2 separate regions of the Homo sapiens genome follow, and region 2 is linked to region 1. A link is a contact called in ENCODE Hi-C data. All regions are on one chromosome and are shown on one strand. The core of a region is the stretch at or near the end of the contact, and the rest is flanking DNA. Distances in the headings are between cores, read along the strand shown.

The links. Hi-C counts contacts between places; a loop is a spot of excess contacts on that map.
Region 2: a loop to region 1 is called in a map of endothelial cell of umbilical vein, with 27 times the contacts of the local background. The contact joins the promoter of ATXN1L here to the promoter of NOL3 in region 1. A Hi-C loop is called at or near these places in 1 of 168 maps with a recorded cell type or tissue (endothelial cell of umbilical vein) and 1 of 37 single-sample maps with no recorded cell type.

The regions. Positions count from the first base shown.
Region 1 is chr16:67,168,657-67,172,282 of GRCh38, reverse strand. It overlaps NOL3 (nucleolar protein 3), which reads right to left and starts at 1,745. Exons shown (of 4, transcript NM_001276309.3): 1 at 1,709-1,745. It overlaps HSF4 (heat shock transcription factor 4), which reads right to left. Exons shown (of 13, transcript NM_001374675.1): 10 at 3,347-3,452; 11 at 3,182-3,247; 12 at 2,935-3,004; 13 at 2,342-2,652. The coding sequence ends at 2,498. RefSeq lists a silencer at 1,499-1,788 and enhancers at 1,999-2,148, 2,639-2,688.
Region 2 is chr16:71,843,964-71,847,589 of GRCh38, reverse strand. ATXN1L (ataxin 1 like) reads right to left here and starts at 1,614. Exons shown (of 3, transcript NM_001137675.4): 1 at 1,486-1,614. RefSeq lists enhancers at 1,127-1,196, 998-1,769, 1,987-2,036, 1,770-2,542 and a silencer at 1,417-1,726.

The DNA of each region.
Region 1 (3,626 bases), core at 496-2,995:
TGGCCTGACCCAGCCAGCAAGACCCCCGGCATTAGGAGGCAAAGACATCAGGCCTTGAACCATGCCCTCAGCCCACCCCCACCCTGATAATAACTTCTTCTCCTCCCCGCCTTGGCTTTGTTCACACGGCATCCTCCCATCTCTTCTTCCCTTTGCTGTCCCTCCTCTGCCTCCTTCTCTGGCTCTAGGAGGCTCGGCCTTCTCTGGGAGAGAGGATTTAGTCCTAGCCGCCATCCTGCCTCCCAGGTCTTTCTCAGTACCCTCTGGTGTCACACTATACCTCCCCCGTCACTTCACACCCTGGCTTCCTCCCATTGAAGCCCTTCCCCACCAGGCCGAGACCAGGACTACCCCCTGCCCCTCCATCTCCCTTTATGTCCCGTATGTGATGAATCTTGCTTCTCCACTTCTCAGTGAGTCTCCATCAGCTCCTGCCTTGCCACCCCACCATCGTCACCTCATGTCCTGTAACAGTCCCTCTGAGCCCCTCTCACTCCCATTCTGCCAGGCCCGATAGCACAGTGACTTTGACAACCCTCTGGGCTAGGATTGCTGTTCCCATTTTACAGATGAGGAGACAGGCTCAGAGATTCAGTGGTAAAACTGGAATCTTACTTGCTCCAGCCTGAACTATGAGGAACTGAACTATATTTTCCTGTCTAGCAGAATTCCATCCTAAATACCTATCTACCTCCCCCCCACACCCCACTGCCCATCAGAGACAACCCAAAATATCTGGTCTGGCTACTCTAGCCTCCTCCCACCACCCTGGACAGCCAGGCCCTTCCCAGCTTCCCTCCACCAGCCAGGGATCGGAGAACTCACTATGCCTCTGGCACCTCGGAGCCTTTGCTGATGCTGATCGCTAAGACTGGAATCCTTTTCTCCTCCCTCCGCTCCGTGGACCTATCCATCGTCCAGGACTCAAATGTTCCCTTGTCTACACCAATGCCTAAGTGTCCCAAGGGCTGGTGGTTCCTTCTTCTGTGTACCGTGAACAACACATGCCCTCACTAGTGCATTAACTGACATCATTGCACTGTGTACACGCAGACTCTCCGCTTTCTTCAACTGAGTTTTCCAGAGTGTCCCTCCAATCGGTGGGCAAAGGAAGGGAGAGGGGGACAGCACCTACTCGGGACAGACACAGGGAGGGTGCAGATTGGATTGGCCCCTCCTTCTCTCCAACCTAAGTTGTTTTCATGTTAGCCGCCTCCTCCTATGACCCCAAGTCCTGCCCTTTATCCTGTCTGGGGGTAGAGACTCCAGCTGGTCTGGGCCCTCCCTTTGAGGCTCACACAGCTCTCAATACCGAAGTTATTTAGCGGCCAGTCCTTCGAGGGTGACAGGTCCGATTCTTCCCAGAGAGCCAGGTGGCGGGGCACGGAGCTGGGTCCCAGCCCCCAACCCCACCTCGCTGCGCGGGCTCTTTGGCCAGGAAGCCAGGGTCTTGGGACAGTGAAGAGCCTTTGCGCATGTGCGACTGCACGGATTTTCCCCCCCCGCCCCTTACCTCCCTCCACCCAGTCCCAGAGCTTGAGAGTCCTGCGGCAGGGCGGGGCCCACAGTCCTACCCACCCCGCCCCCCCGACCCCCGAGCGCCGCAGCGGGTGGTGGGGCGCTGATTCTGCCCAATCTCGGTTTCCCTTCCCTCCCACAGCCGGGAGTGGGGCTCCCGGTCTGGCCCGTTTTGGGCGTCCCCACTCACGGGTCAAGCCTCGGCGGGGCAGGAGATGACGGTGCAGAAAGGGCCGGGCAGGGTGGGGGTGGGTGCAGCAGCTGCGGCGGGGGCGGGGCGGCCAGGGCTGCTGGGAATAGGGAGGGTGAGGGTTCTTCCCCGGGCACTAGGAGCCACACCGCGGAGGCCGCGCGCTGGCTGGGGACGTGCATGTAGTCAGCTTTCCCTCCCCACCCGGGGCGCACCAGGAGATGAGGCCAGGAGGGGGCAGTTCGGCCCGCGGCCCCACACGTCCAGCGCCCACTCAGGGCCTGCCAATTTCCAGGTGCTTTCCATCTATCTTGTCATCGACCCCTCTTCTCTGCCTGTCACAGAGGAAGTTCAGAGAAGGATACCAACTCACCAGGATCACAGAACGCATGCATTGCAGAGCTGAGCGCGACCCAGAAGCCCCCGCTTCCCAGAGATTGCAGCGGCCCCGCGCCAGCCCTGGACCCGGGCCTAAGCAAGGGAGCTAGGCACCGGATCCCCAAGCACCTCCACCCTCCTGGGGTTCCTCTATTAAAAACCTAGTATCTGGACGCTTCTACAAATGCAAAATCACCCCCCACCCATAACTCCTGTGCTCCCTGGTCGATAGAGAAAAGAGACCAGAAACAGAAAAAAAAAAAACGGAGTTTATGTGCAGGGATAGTCGGGGTAGTGGAGAGAGGCCATTTAGTAGTGGGGGCTTCGCTCACCCCCGATAGGGGGCGCCAGGAAGCCAAGAAGGATGTGCAGCGGCGGACTGGTTCCAAGCCCCTTCAGAGGCGCGGGGTCTTAGGGGGAGGGACTGGCTTCCGGGCCCAAGTAGGAGGCAGTCCGGCTCTCAGGAGTGCTATAAATGGTTAAAGCCCCAGGCAGGCCCAGGGCTGGGCCTCCCAAGGCCGCCTGGACATCCAGCAGGAGTGGGGCCCCGAGCGTGGGGTCCTTCCCTAGGAGAAGTGGGACTGCGCTCACCAGGGGAAATGTTCCCCCTCCTTTCTTCAGGGAAGGAGAGCCCTGCCCGCCTGCCTTCTGCTCAGTTAGGATAAAACATCCATTCTTAACCTCCCCACTCTCGCCCAATGGTGAGGGCATGGGTGGCTCAAGGAACGCTCTGCAGTGCAGCCTGAACTCAGGATTTCCCTGCAAATTGCAGATTGCCCCCTCACTCAATCAAGGTAGCTCAGCCCAATCACGGCGTCCTCCCAGGTAGGAGTCATCACAACCATTACCTGGGCTTGGAGAATTTAACCCCTTGACCGCCAGCTCAGGCTCACCCCGCTCTGGAACCAAGGGCTGCATCTGCGTGAGAACCGCAGGGAGCAGCTGGGGAGGGGACCTAGCAGCTGAGGGGGACAGCTGGGAAATCACTGTGACAATTCTTCTAGAGACACGGCTTTGGCTCACAGAGAACAGCTATGGACCAGAGGGCTTGACTCAGCCACCCCTGGCCTCTGCCCTCCCCGACCCACTTCTTACCAAGGACAGCTCCATGTCCAAGTCCATCAGGGTCCATTCTCGCCCTTGGAGACTGGGGCCCAGCACCTGAGGAGAGCTCTGGGTCAGTGGTGCCCTCCCCAGGCTCCACAGAGAGCTAGACCCCACCAGGTCTCATGCCCCTGTTTCAGCAGAAGGGGTACTCACATCTAGAGGCCCTGCAGGTTCCACACTTTCTTGAGGGGGCTGAAGCAGCATCGGAGGCAGCAGACTCTCTGGGCTCCTGTCCCCGCTTTCCAGGCCCAGAGGCCCCCTGTGCAGACAGAACTGCTTTTGGCCTGCAGTGTCCACCCCGCATTAAGTTCCCAAGGAACCCAGATGCATCAAGATTTTAATCCCCCAATCTTTAGAAAATGATAGGAGAGGATCCCCATCCTCTCTCCACCCCCAACCTCCCCACTCCTGCCATAAATGGCACAGAGAAAGT
Region 2 (3,626 bases), core at 365-2,864, 4.7 Mb before region 1:
GCCTATGAAAACATAAATGTGGAGTTATTTAAATGAAAAAAAGCAGCAGTAGATGAAAAAGAACAATTATTTATGTTTCTGGGGCAGAAAAAGAGGTCAGGGGGGAGTCACTCAAGGAGAAGACTTATTAAGAGATTTTCAGGGTTAAAAAAAAATGAGCATATGTGTGTGTGTATGTAAAATTTTCTGAGTGACAGTATACCAAGTGCTGAATCAGGTATGAAAGAAACTGAAAATATTGCCTTGGTCCTCAGCTGGCTAACACTGGTGAAACAAAACTACCACTAAACCATCACTATGTGAATCTACACTTGCCAGAAACGCAAAGCGAGAAAGAATGGAGCCTTAACCTCTGAAAACAGAGAAGGCAGTACAGATGAGTGAGTGCTCTGAGAAACTGACTATCCTGTCCAAGTCCTATAGAACACTCTAAGCCTCAACCCAAACCGAATGCAACATTTCTCTCTTAAGATTGGCAAGGTGCAGGTGTACACAAAAGGTGGAAGGATAGGAAAACACAGTGGGAAAACAAATTCCTAATTCCACAAACACATATTATTACACAGTGGCATAAATAATGACTCTTTTCTCCACCAGCAGCTTTAATAACTGAAAAGCAGCTTGCTTTCTTCTTCATTCCCAACAGAAACTGGGGTCACACTTCAATCCCAAAATGATCCTTGCTTTCTGTAACGAAAACTTTAAAGAAAACCTGCCTCCAGGTCACCGAGAAGTTAGCAAACACAGGCTAGTAAAGGGACCGAAAGAGGCAAAAGGTCTGCAGAAAGGAAAACAAAGAGCCAAGCCTGTGCGCCAGGTTCCCACAACGCAAAACACACTTAAGAATCCGAAACCTCCGCCTCTCGAGAACCTCACTGAGCATCTCAAAGGGAAAACGCAGCTTGTGACCCCAACCGAGCTAACAGGCTGTTCAGGAGAGTTGCCAACGCTGCTAGCAGAGCCCGGAACCAAGCTCCTCATCACGCTTGGGTCGGAATCAAGGGGCTGAACCCAGCTGGAGACCCAAATTCTCTGCGGGCGAGAGGTGCGCCCGACAGAAAGGGAGAAGCTTGTCAGAGACTACGGTTATGGCTCCCAGTGGTCCCGCAATCCTTGATCCAACAAGGGTAGGGCTCGAAATTGGGAATTCTGCGTTTAGAGAGTAGGGGGTCCACCCTTCACCAAGGGGGCAGGGGCGAGGCCCTGCAGGCGACGCTTCCTTGTTTGGGGGCCCTTCCCGCCCCACAGACTCGGACACCTTGGCTCGCAGGCACACAGCCTCCGGGGCGCCGGGGCCTGAGGCCACCTTCCAGGACAGGCCAGAGAGAAGCGCGAGGGGGTCTAGGTGCGGCCTCTCCCCTCCGTCTGTCCACGGTTCATGGGCCCCGGCCCGCCGGAGCAACGGGCTCCTGAGGGCCACTTCCTCCGGAGCACCGACCCCAGGCCTGCCTGGCCCCGGCGGCCACCACTTCCAGGGACACTCACCAGCCCATTTCACAGCGCTTCCCAGGATCCACTCACTCGTCCCGGAGCCGCCGCAACCGCGGCCGCCGCCATCCCCGGCCCCGGAGCCGCCCCACACCCAGCGCCCCCCACAGCCGGGCGCCCGGAGATGGCGTCAAGCTCGTCCCGCCCCCGGCGCGGAGAGATTGCGTCACGGCCGGGGTGGGAGAGCAACGCCCAGGACTCCCCGGGAAGGGAGGGTGCCACACTGCCTTCGCGTCGGGCGTTCCCTCTGGTGGGTGAACAAACTCCTCTCCCTGGGACCGGGTCACGTGAATAGGGCTGGGCCCGGCCCCCTCAGCCTGACCCCACAATGACCCCGCAATCTTTCCACCTCAGTAAATTTTGGGGGTTCCCAAACAGAGCCCCGGGGCGTGGTCATCGGCGACCCCCCATTTCCTGGACTTCTTGTCCTGACTTGTGCAGCCCCTTCTGGGGAACTTCGGGGGACCCCGAGGTGACCTAGGCTCAGGAGAAAAGGAGATACCTCTTACCTCTTGGGGACCCAGGTGGAGATAGGAAGTCTTCTTTTTTTCTTTTCTTTCTTTTTTTTGGAGACAGTTTCGCTCTTGTTGCCCAGGCTAGAGTGCAATGGCACGATCTCGGCTCACCCAACCTCCGCCTGCCAGGTTCAAGCAATTCTCCTATCTCAGCCTCCCGAGTAGCTGGGATTACAGGCATGCGCCACCACACCTGGCTAATTTTTTGTATTTTTAGTAGAGACAGGGTTTCTCCTTGCTGGTCAGGCTGGTCTCGAACTCCCGACCTCAGGTGATCCCCACACCTCGGCCTGCCAAAGTGCTGGGATTACAGGCGTGAGCCACCGTGCCAGGTCAATAGGAGCTCTGTAAGTGTTGAGAAGTGGCCCCCGAGGGAGCTAAGAGTGAACCCCACTCAGGATCTAGGGGAAGGTGACAAGGAGTGGAACACCTGAAAGTTTAGAGAGAGCCCGGGGTTTAGTACAGTGAGAAGCAGCTTGGTTTAGTGGAAAGAGGGCTTGACTACTCAGTGAAATATTATTCATTACAAATTAACTAATTATTCATTACAAATTAACTGGTCAACTTCATAGTAACATGAACATCTGATTAACTTAAGTGAAGACAAAAGTGAGCGCCAGTTGAATTTATGTTTGAATAACAACTGTGTTTTTGTTGTTGTTTGTTTTAAAGTATTAGGTTGGTGCAAAAGTAATTGCGGTTTTGGCCACCGAAATGGAGACTTTCAGTTTCTTCAAACTCTGTTCAATAAATAACAATTGGGCCAGGCGCGGTGGCTCACGCCTGCAATCCCAGCACTTTGGGAGGCCAAGGCCGGCGGATCACGAGGTCAGGAGATCGCAGACCATCCTGGCTAACACGGCGAAACCCCGTCTCTACTAAAAATACAGAAAATTAGCCGGGCATGGTGGCGGGCACCTGTACTCCCAGCTACTCGGGAGGCTGAAGCAGGAGAATGGCATGAACCCGGGAGGCAGAGCTTGCAGTGAGCCGAGATCGTGCCACTGCACTCCAGCCTGGGCAATAGAGTGAGACTCCGTCTTAAAAAAAAAAAAAGAAAAAAAAAGATATGTCATTGCAGTTGCGTGTATGTGTGTGTGTGTGTGTACATATAATTTTTTTTTTTTTTTAGCCCTGTCGCCCAGGTTAGAGTGCAGTGGTGCCATCTTAGCTCACTGCAGCCTCAAATTCCTGTGCTCAAGCAGTCCTCCCACCTCAGCCTCTGGGGTAGGTGCGATGATAGGCATGCACTACCATGCCCAGCTAATTTTTTAAAATTTCTTGCAGAGACAAGGTCTTGCTATGTTGCCCAGGCTGGTCTTAGACTCCTGTGCTCAAGTGATCTTCCCTCCTCGGCCTCCCAAAGTGCTGACATTTCAGTCATGAGCCAACCACACCCAGCGTCGGTTGTATGTATTTCTGTGTATCTGTACAGAAAAGGAGTAGAACACATAACTAATTAACATTGGTTATTTTTGGGAAGGAAAGTGGAATTGGGTGGTGGTCAAAAGGCAAAGAAACAACTTATATTATTGTTTGAATATTTAGGAGAATATTATCTTAGAAATAAAAAAAGTAAGTTGAGATCCAGATACAATGCATGATCTCTAAGATTCTTTCTAG